Regions from separate parts of the Homo sapiens genome. Here region 1 is linked to region 2. A link is a loop called in an ENCODE intact Hi-C map of the cell type or tissue named here. Cell type or tissue: gastrocnemius medialis. All regions are shown on one strand. Each heading gives the region's core, and the rest is flanking DNA. Links, peaks and the distances in the headings are about the cores only.

What was found. Peaks named below come from ENCODE experiments on the same cell type or tissue, not always from the same donor. Only the 100,000 strongest peaks of a DNase experiment are listed, where the experiment ranks them.
Region 1: it touches region 2 in a loop (4-fold over the local background); 77 of 110 quality-filtered maps call a loop at or near these places.

What each region holds. Positions count from the first base shown.
Region 1 is chr5:95,975,430-95,980,816 of GRCh38, reverse strand. The region is part of intron 1 of LOC101929710 (a long non-coding RNA gene); the gene reads right to left. It also overlaps a transcript of CAST not described here. Among named protein-coding and RNA genes, the nearest start is that of ELL2, 16 kb to the right of the region's middle. In gastrocnemius medialis, for the core only: no CTCF peak of the experiment used is centred there; no DNase peak of the experiment used is centred there.
Region 2 is chr5:96,324,642-96,330,028 of GRCh38, reverse strand. The region is part of intron 3 of LOC101929710 (a long non-coding RNA gene); the gene reads right to left. It overlaps LOC107986365 (a long non-coding RNA gene), which reads right to left and starts at 3,012. Exons shown (of 2, transcript XR_001742457.1): 1 at 1,200-3,012. It also overlaps a transcript of CAST not described here. In gastrocnemius medialis, for the core only: no CTCF peak of the experiment used is centred there; no DNase peak of the experiment used is centred there.

The sequences.
Region 1 (5,387 bases), core at 323-5,322, 350 kb after region 2:
GCATGGGTAGTGGGCACAGGGAAAGGGAGATGCCTGACATGCCTTCTCTGCCACCTGCCAGGGAATGGGTTGGGCAAGTGGATGGCAGTAGGAGAACTTAACGGTGGGTGACGTGAGGGCTTAGTCACAGAGCGAGGCCCTATGTGAATCTGCATTCATCCTGCAGGTATTTCCATGCCTAAGAATGTGCAACATTAAATAGTAAATAAAAACACCATGATAGGTTGAGGGAAAGACTGTGGAATAACAGAAAAAGCTTCATATTTTAATTTTCTTGCTTTTTAAATAGGAGGCTCCACATTTTCATTTTGCGCTGGGCCTCACAAGTGATGTAGCCAGTGCTACAGAGGCCATTGGGAATCAAAAGATGAACTTTCAGGCTGTATTTGGCAGATGCATGGGCCCAGTGGTGAACTCTAATGGGTACCAAAAGCAGCATTCACTAGAAGATGGCCTCCAGGAACCCTTCAGCAACAAAAGGTTTGTTCATCCCCCTTTTATTAAAGGAGACTTTCAATCACAGAAAATATAAGCCAGCACCAAGAACTATAAGCACAGATCTCCCAATTCTTTGTATATCTGTCAGTACCTAGGTATACTTCCATATTTTCTATATATGTCTACAAAGAAAGTAATCAGCGTAACACTTCTACTTTTATTTTTATTTTTTTGCTGTTTGTTTGTTTGTTTGTTTGTTTTGAGATGGAGTCTCACTCTATTGCCCAGGTTAGAGTGCGATGGTGTGACCTTGGCTCACGGCAACCTCCGCCTCCCAGGTTCAAGCGATTCTCCTGCCTCAGCCTCCCAAGTAGCTGGGATTACAGGTGCCCACCACCATGCCTGGCTAATTTTTATATTTTTAATAGAGACAGGACTTTACCATGTTGGTCAGGCTGGTCTCAAACTCCTGACCCAAGGTGATCCACCCATCTCAGCATCCCAAAGTGCTGGGATAACAGGCTTGAGCCACCATGCCTTGCCACACTTCTACTTTTAAAAATTAAAATTCCTATGCAGCTTTAAATATAGAAAAAACATGGGACTTTGGAATAAGTCTTAGATGAGGGAGAGAAAGGATTTAGGTTATAGGGAATATGTTCATACTTTTATATGTATAGCTCTTCTTAAATTAATCCATACAATAAGTACTCATTGAGCCCTCCCAAAAAGACCACTAGTAAACTTAAACTAATTCTCTCTGAAGCATTTTTGAGATCCTGTACTTTTTCCAAAAATAATTTTTAAATCCTGCCTTTTTCAACTCTTCCCCATAAATAATTTATTGATGACTAAAAAAATTATATTCAGAAATAACACACATATTTATTGTTCATACTCTTGTTTCTCTATCCTGGGCAGTGTCAATCTTTCTTTTACTTATATCCTCTATCCTGAACTGATAATGTTACTTAGCATATGTCATGTGTAACTGAAGAGAAGGCAAAAGCTTAAAAGTTATTTTGTCTAGGAAGGTGTTCTCAGTGAGTTTGTTTAATAGGATAAATGCAAATTTTTATCTGTAGCATGACCCCAATTTTAATCTCATGCATTTATATATATATAATTGTGGCTGGGATGAATTGGTACATAAAGTTCTTAGTAATGGTTGTTTTAGGGTGTGGAATTGTAGGTGATTTTAGTTTTCTTTTTTCTATTTCTCTGTATTTTCCCAGTTTGTCTTCAGTGAATATTATAGGGGACGTTAGCAACATTACATGATAGAGCCCTAATGCATCTGATACTCATTATTCTTTAATATGAACCACTTGGATTTTTTTCAGAAATGTACTTTGCTCTTTTGGATACTGCCACCAGTTCACTGACAGGAGTGATGAAGCTGAGTGTGAATTTCCCACATTTAAGGAGTGTTAATTCATTTAGTAGCATAATTAAGTCGCCACCTGATAACCCAAGAGTCAGTGCAACTCATCAGACTTTAAATGCCCAATTAATTTACTCTTCTGTGCTACATCAGCATATGTATCCTGATTTTGTTAAGTGTACCATGAAGGTTTTTTTTAAAAAATATTATGTTGTAGGACAATGATTTCCATATAATACTGTAGAACAGTGGGTCCAGGAAGCCTAAAAACTCCTTCTTATAGTTTCAGTTGAAAAATTGCTTATCCAATTGCAACAAAAGCAAAAATTGACAAATAGGATCTAATTAAATTAAAGAGCTTCTGCACAGGAAAAGACACTATCAATAGAGTAAACAGACAATCAACAGAATGGGAGAAAATGTTTGCAAACTATGCATCTGACAAAGGTCTAATATCCAGCATCTAAAAGAAACAAACAAATTTACAAGAAAAAAAAACAACCACATAAAAAAGTGAGCAAAGGAAATGAACAGATACTTTTCAAAACAAGACATACATGTCGGCAACAAGCATATGAAAAAAGGTTCAACTTCACTGATCATTAGAGAGATGCAAATCAAAACCATAATGAGATATCATCTCACACCAGTCAGAATGGCTATAATTAAAAAGTCAAAACATAACAGATGCTGGGGAGGTTGCAGAGAAAGAAGAACACATATACACTGTTGGTAAAAGTGTAAATTAGTTCAATCATTGTGGAAAGCAGTGTGGAGATTCCTCAAAGAGCTAGAAACAGAACTACCGGTCAACCCAGCAATCCCATTACTGAACATATACCCAAAAAAATATAAATCATTCTATCATAGAGACACATGCACACGTGTGTTCATCCAGCACTATTCACAATAGTAAAGACATGGAATCACCCTAAATGTCCATCAGTGGTAGACTGGATAAAGAAAATGTGGTACATACACACCGTGGAATACCATGCAGCCATAAAAAAAAAAACCAAGATCCTGTCCTTTGCAGGAACATGGATGGAGCTGGCGGACTCCAGCAAACTAATGCAGGAACAGAAAACCAAATACCACCTGTTTTCACTTAGAAGTGGGAGCTAAATGATGAGAACACATGGACACATAGAGGGGAACGACAGATACTGGGTTCTTCCTGAGAGTGTAGGGTGCGAGGTTGGAGAGGATCAGGAAAAACAGATAATGAGAACTAGGCTTAATACCTGGGTGATGAAATAACCTGTACAACAAACCCCCATGACATGAGTTTACCTATTTAACAAACCTGCACATGTACCCCTGAACTTAAAAAAAAGTGAAAAAAAAGAAAAATCACTTATCTTATAATCATGGAAGAATCTATCATAATAAAATGTGTACAGTATATACTTACTAATTGTAACTGTTAACATGTCCTACTTTCAAGAGCTTTCAAATAACTTCTGTTTTCCCATAGTATTTTCCAGATAGAACTTAGGCTATTAAATGAAAGGACAGGAAGCATAAGCACAGTGTGAATTTCCCCAAAAATACATGCGGCACAACTTAATTGACAATGTGAAGGTATTAAAAGGTAGAGCCTTTAGAAGGTGATTAAGTTAGGAGGGCAGAGCCCTCATGGATGGGATTAGAGACCTTACAAAATGGCTTGAGGTAGTGGGTTTGTTTTCTTCTGCCCTTTTGCACAGACACTGCAAGAAAATGTCATCTGTAGGACAAGCCCTCACCAAACACTGAATCTGCCAGTGCTTCCTAGCCTCCACAACTGTCAGAAATACATTCCTATTGTTTATAAGTTGCCCAGTTTGTGGCATTAATATTTTGTTATAGCAGCAGAAATGTACTAAGAAAGTCCTCAAAATACGGCAGCTATTATTAGTGTTATCTACTTAATCTAGACACATAAATATTAATCATGTTAAAAAATACCCACAAAGACAACAGCTAACATCATCATCATGCTACTGAGTGTCATTTTACAGAAAAGAAAACTAAGGCACAGAGAGGTTAAATAACTTGCCCAAAGTCATACATTAATAAATGATAGGGCAGGGGTCAGAATTGAGGAAATATGGCAGCCAAATACACCAACTGGAAAACAGAGAACGAGAAAAAACATCTGCCAACTGAATGATCAAGTTAAAAAATATTTATTCAGGGCAGCTGTGCAAAATGAAGCCTTCTTCCTCAAGAAGCTGAACTATAATCTCACTGTAATATAATCTCACAGTGATTAAAAACACACTTGAGTAAGAAAGAATCTTCTCCCTTAAAAAGCTGACAATTTAGTGACAGTTAAGGTAGAAGATGAGTTTTAAAAATTAGGTAATCTAGTGTGTATCCTGGATGTCAAAACCAATAAATAAATAATAAACAAGAGATAGGAGTGTATGCTCTTTAAAGTACTTTCCATATCTGGAAGATTCTATAACTCTCTTTGCTTTAAGTTTTGCCATGAAAAGTTAGAAAAATTTCAAAAGCCAGCTATATACATGAACCACAAGCACAGGGATTCATTCAAATGAATCAGGAATAACCTCTGGTTTGGTATTATAATTCCGCAAACTGCAGAACTTTGTCTGAATATGAACACCAAATCAGCAAAATCTGACTCCCCGTTGCTAACACAGAACTAGTTTATATCATATTCATGTGTGTAGTTGCTTTGGGTCCAGTCTCTAGAAATGCTCCATCTTACCTAAGTATCAACAAAGGCAGGAAAAACCTTGTCCAAAAATATTTTTAAGTGGTTGATGTGGGCAGATGGAAACAACGGAATACTAGATCTACAGAATATCTGGTGGAGAATCTAGATTTTGATTGTTTGTATTTGATGGGATTTTCAAATTACTTTTAAAAGTAAGTCATAAGTGCCAGCCTGAATTAGAGGGGGAGGACTCTCTAGGGACTCAGGCTGTGTTTTGAGAAATGTGCTTGGGAGCACAGTGCACCTTATCCCCAGAAAGGAAAAGTGCCCTTGAAGATTACAAGCAACAATTTCTATCTTGCCTCCAACATGACCAGAATAGGGTGGAGCCACAAGATTTGACTCCCCCTGGCTATCGTCAGGGGACCAATTACTATATTCATGGCTAACTTAATGGGATCCTGAGTAACATCATTAAGGGCCCAGTAGGCAATAAATGATTATAAAAGAACCTTGTGAAATTCCCTAGGTAGACCATGCCTGGTCTAGCTCCCTTATCTAATACCATCTGTGGATGCATAGATGACCTGGAAATGGAAATTGTGTAACTAATAACTTCTAATTGAAAGAAATTTAACTTAAGTCTATTTATACTGCTCACTGCATGTTATATCTTAGTTCACACCTAGGGAATCTAAACTAGTTATTGCCAACCTCTCTGGAACCCCGAAGCTCAACCATCATTGAATTTCACAACACTTACTTGTACTATGTGAAAGAGTATTTTAAAAATTCAGTTGAACGGTAATTTAAAAATTCAGTTGAAGTGTAATAGTTTTTGTTAGGAGAATTTTGCAACCTTTTGAGAAACGAGTCAGGGTGCCAAACAGAGTGGGT
Region 2 (5,387 bases), core at 310-5,309:
TTCACTGTGAAATCAAGTTGGCCCATTCTTAATGATTAAAATAATGTCCTAAAAAGACAGAAATGTTTAACTTCCAAGATATCTTTTAAACCAACCCAGAAAATAGAGTTATGCTTCTTACAGAATTCAATTTAACAAATCTCTGCTCAGAGCCTAATTTGCACAAAGCACAGACTGCTGAATATAGGAATATTTGCAGAGTTTCTTGAGATTAATCTGATAGTGAGGGAGAAATCCTTCAATACATGGAGAATAGCTAATGCCACAGGAATTATTTGTTAACAAAGAAAGGCATCTGGGTCATCAGCACCATTTCTGAAATTGTTAAATCTTGACAGTAACGATTACAGCTTTGTTAGGAGCAGAAAATGTCAGGAGCATAAAGAGTAGCCTGACTTCTCATGTTAGTGCTACTGGACATGAGGCCTTCTAAAGAAAGCAATAATGCAGTAAAATAAGACTCTGGCTTTGTTATTTCTAGCTGCAGCTCCCCAGGGAAACTGGGCAGTGGGGCCTATGTTCTAGGGGGGATCCCTGTAAAATTTACAGCATCTGTGGGCAGGAGCAGGGCTCCTGTTGATTGACATTCCTAGCAAGGCCCATCTGTTTGTTCAGCTTTTTCCTGAGGGAGCCAGAAAGGGCTTGCTTCAGTTTCTTATAATGAGTTGAAATTCCTAATAAGAGAAAGCTTTGTGGTTGAGTCAAAATATTAAGAGAAGTAATATGCTGACATTTTAAAATTCACAACTTTCACCAATTTAAAAGCACACGTTATCACACTGTTTTCTTAACATTTCTCTTCCTGGTGCAAAAGTGAGGCTAATTGCACTCTTGCACATACCCAAGTGGTTTCAGAGAGGATCCAGGGTCTCCACTGGACCCTCAGTTATCAATGAATCCACAAGCATTACTGCTACTAATAGAAGATGATAGATAGTAATAATAATAAGCTTGTAATAATAAGGCCAGCTAAAACTTTATGCCAAGAAAGAAAATTTAAGATATGATTCTTGCCATATGGGTTGGAGAAAAAGAATTCATAAATTATTTTAAAAGTTACTAAATAAAACACAGTTAGGACATTCTTCATAATTTCAAAATATACCATATGAATAATAAATGCCATAGGGCTAAGGAGAAAGGGAATCTCAGATGGAAACTGGAGGGGTCTGGAAATAACTGAGGAGGCAGAGCTTTACCTGATGATTTCTTGTTTTGCTTCGCTTTTCCACAATGAGAAAGGGAAGGTAAGTTATACCCAGTGAAGAACCAGGATCAAGAAGCAGGAAATGGCATGATAGTTAGAGCATAGAAGAGCTTGGCTGGAAATGAAGGGTCAAATATTTTTCTTGGAGGAGATAAAACCTAACTAACTCAAGTCTTAAGTCAGATGGTCTGAAATGCTATTGCAGGTCATGTCACATCTTTTCTTGCAGTGAGCGAGTGAGAAAGACTGATGGTTTGTCAATCTTTTTCTCCATTAAAATAACTGGCACCGAATCTGCCTTGATTTCTGCTCCTCTGAAAAGTGTACACAAACGCCCAGAAAGGAAACCTAGTAGCAAATGGATATTCAGTTCTATAGCCATGTCACAAGGAGAGAGAGAGAGAGAGAGAGAGAGAGAGAGAGAGAGAGAGAGAGAGAGGGAGAGAGAAGGAAAGACAGAGAAAAAAGCAAGCTAAATTCATTGTTAATGCTTCTGACCTGCAAAAACAAATCAGAAGATAACTCCATCCAGTGCAATAAAACACTCATCCAGGCCTTCTGGGCAATTCCCTGGGATTTGGGAACCCAGTAAGTGGCCTGATGGAGCTGACAGATGCCATGAGTTTTTAACATTTTTCAGAAGAGCAGTTAGAAAGAAATAGTACCTGGGATCTTTAATCGTCAATGAAAATGCCAAGGAAAGCCCAGCTTCACAAGAATGAAAGCAGCAAAAGAATAAACAAAAGTTGATTATTTCAACCAAAGCTACATGTGTCCTCATTTCAGAACCAGTTGAGTTGCTGGTAGAGATCTGGGCTCATTAGGGGCATCTGGTGGAGGAAGCCGGATGGCAGGAAAGCAGAATAATCATCTTCATAATCACTAAGATTTGTACAGCACTTTACAAATTGTAAGGCACTTCCAAATATATGATGTAATTTAAAATGCCCAAGGCTGAGTGAGATCAACAGAGTGAGTGTTATCCTCATTATAAATACACAGAAGCTGCTGGTGCATAAGGGACTGCCCTAAGTTATCCCTAGAGTGAGTTGTTGAATCGCTCTTCTGATCTCTGATCCATTGGTCACAGAATTGTCTTCTCTACCTTAGAAGCACAACACAGTTAAAAGACACATGCGAAGAAAACCTTCTCGTTTATTTTGTGCTAACCCAAGATGTCTCTAAGTGTCTTGAAAACTTTATTACTGATTCTAAAATTATATTTTCAGCCCATTATTCCACTGAGTGTTGGGGGTCACTCTGCCGTTTTCAAGGGGAGAGAATTAACGTCCTAAAATACTATTTGTAAATCATGAATTAACATCTTTCCTGTAAAAAGGATGGCACTGGTTAGCTACCATTCTTGAGAGAAATGAGAAAATAGTTCCTCAAATAATTTTCTGTGTTCTGTAGATTGAATAAGGATCCCAGTAGTATACTTTATCTTTGAAGGAGGAATCCCTTGGGGATCAGAAGGCAGTATCATGCTTTTTTCTCTTGTGTGGCTACTGCAATAAAAGTCATGATAATGATAACAATTACCATTTATTGAGAAGTCACTATATGCGAAAAACTGTAGTAAGTCCTTTACACACACTACCTGATCTAATCCTTACAACAAATTTGAGATTCAGGTGTTATTATTATTACCACTTTACAGATGACAAATGTGAAACTCAGGAAAGTCAAATAACCTTGTCCAAAGTCATACACGGAATAAGAAACAGAACTGAAATTAAACTGAGATCAGTTTCACTCCAAAACCATCCCCTTGCCCATGATATGCTCTCATTATAGATGGCAAACTTTACCATTTCCATTGCTGCACAAGGTGATTGCTTCTGCTCCATCCCCCTTCAACCGTTCCAGAGAAGGAACAGCTACCACTTCTGAGCAGACGGATAAAAACACTGGTTAAGTAACAAATTGGCCCCTGACATTTGAATCAGTGTTGAAACCTAAAATAAGTATAACATCATAAATCATAGAAGAATAGAACTTGGTGAAATCTCAAGTGATCATGAACTCTATTCATAATCATTCAATTAACACACTCACTGAGAATCTGCTGTGTGCCAGATAATGCGACAGATGCTGAAGACAAAAAAAAAAAAAAAAAAAAAAAATGAAAAGCCATAGTTCCTGCCTTTGAGTAATTTACATTTTTAAAGGAAATACAGGCCTGCAAACAAACAATGGCAATACCGTTAACAAGTATAATAATGAGGTACGTACAAATTAAAGAGGGGGCCCAGTGAAGAGAATGATCAACAGTTTGGGGTTCCAAAAAAGCTTTCTAGAAAAAGATGCTTGAGCTGGGTCTTAAAGTAGGAATAGGAGTTTGACAGATAAAATTATGTGGGAATGATACTCCAAGAAAAGAAGAGGAGAACATTCAAAGCCATGGGATATAAAAACACATGTAATGGGGACCTGTGAATAGTTCAACATCGCTAAAGTTTAGGATGAGAGTAAGGGTAGTAGAGACATTAGACTAATGAGGCTTGTCATGGAGGACCTTGTAGGTCATTCAACGTGAGATGATATGCCATTGAAATCAGAAGGGAGATTACCACAATAGATTGGGAAAGGGTGGACTAGGAACTCAGCAAAGCAGCAGCACCAGAAGAAATGGGTTAAAGAGGAAAGGTAATAAGGGAACCAAATCAACATAAGTTAACTTAATGACTGATTAGATGAGACAGTTTGGCAGGTAATAGGGGGTGGGGAAAAGTCATGTGGATGATATCCAAGTTCTTGGTTTGGTTGGATGACTGAACGAGCAAGTTGGGTGAAAAGACAAGGTATTCCGTTGGGAATAGTTTGAGATGGTATCTGTAGCACACCGTTGGTGAATGTTCTGCAGACCCTTAGATATGTGGAGAGACTTAATGTATCATGTGGATCGCCAAGTTGGGTCTTTGTATACCCAGCCAAAACAGAAATCTACCCATTGGTGCCATCTACCCATTTGTGCCATTTTCCTCACCATGAAAGACATTGGCATTGTTAATTTATATTGCTTCTTTCTAAGAGATCGGAGGCTGGGTGCGGTGGCTCACATCTGTAATCCGAGCACCTCGGGAAGCCAAGACAGGCAGATTATTTGAGCTTAGGAGTTTGAGACCAGCCTGGACAACATGGTGAAGCCCTGTCTCCACAAAAAATACAAAACTTAGCCGGACGTGGTAGCATGCACCTGTAGTCCCAGCTACTTGGGAGGCTGAAGTGGGAGGATGGCTTGAGCCTGGGAGGTGGAGATTTCAGTGAGCTCAGATCACACCACTGCACTCCAGCCTGGGCAACAGAGCGAGTCTCCGTCTCAAAAAATAAATAAATAAATAAAATAAATAAATAAAAAAATAAAAGAAAGAAAAAGGAAGAAAGAAAAGAAAGAAGGAAAGAAAGAGAGAAAGAAAGAAAAGAAAGAAAGAAAGAAAGAAGAAAGAAAAGAAAGAAAGATTGATTGATTGCTTGGAGCTGATTTTACATCCCAAATTTATTTATATGCCTGCAAATAAGCATGCATAGGAATTCTCTAACTCTCTTTTTTAATAGAGATTCTAGTCTTCAGCTTTAGTTTCCTACCAATCAACCATTTTATTTTATTTTATTTTTGAGACAGGCTCTCACTCTGTCACCCAGTCTGGAGTGGAGTGGTGTGATCTCAGGTAACCGCAACCTCTACCTCCCGGGCCCAAGAATTCTCCCACCTCAGCTTCTCAGGTAACTGAGATTACAGGTGCTCACCACCATACCCAGCTAATTTTTGTATTTTTAGTAGAGACGAGGTTTCACCATGTTGGCAAGGCTAGTCTTGAACTCCTGAGCTCAAGTGATTCACCCACTTCGGCATCCCAAAGGTTTGGGATTACAGGCATGAGTCACTGTGCCTGGCAACCAATCAACCATTTCTTATACAAATATAGAAAGGATCATATGGAACAATGACCAACTTATATATAAGAACCTGTTTACTCTTGTCACTTCATAAAACTTAAGTGGAACCTGGGGAAAAAGGTAAGGGTTATAGTAGTGTACCTTGTCATGAAGAAAAAAAAAATGAGTTCTCAAATAACACACATTAAGAGACTATTTTTGTATATAAAAGCTTGACCATTTTTTAAAATGTTTAATTGGGTATCAGGTCCTTAGGGTGCAGTGTTACAATAAAAACCTT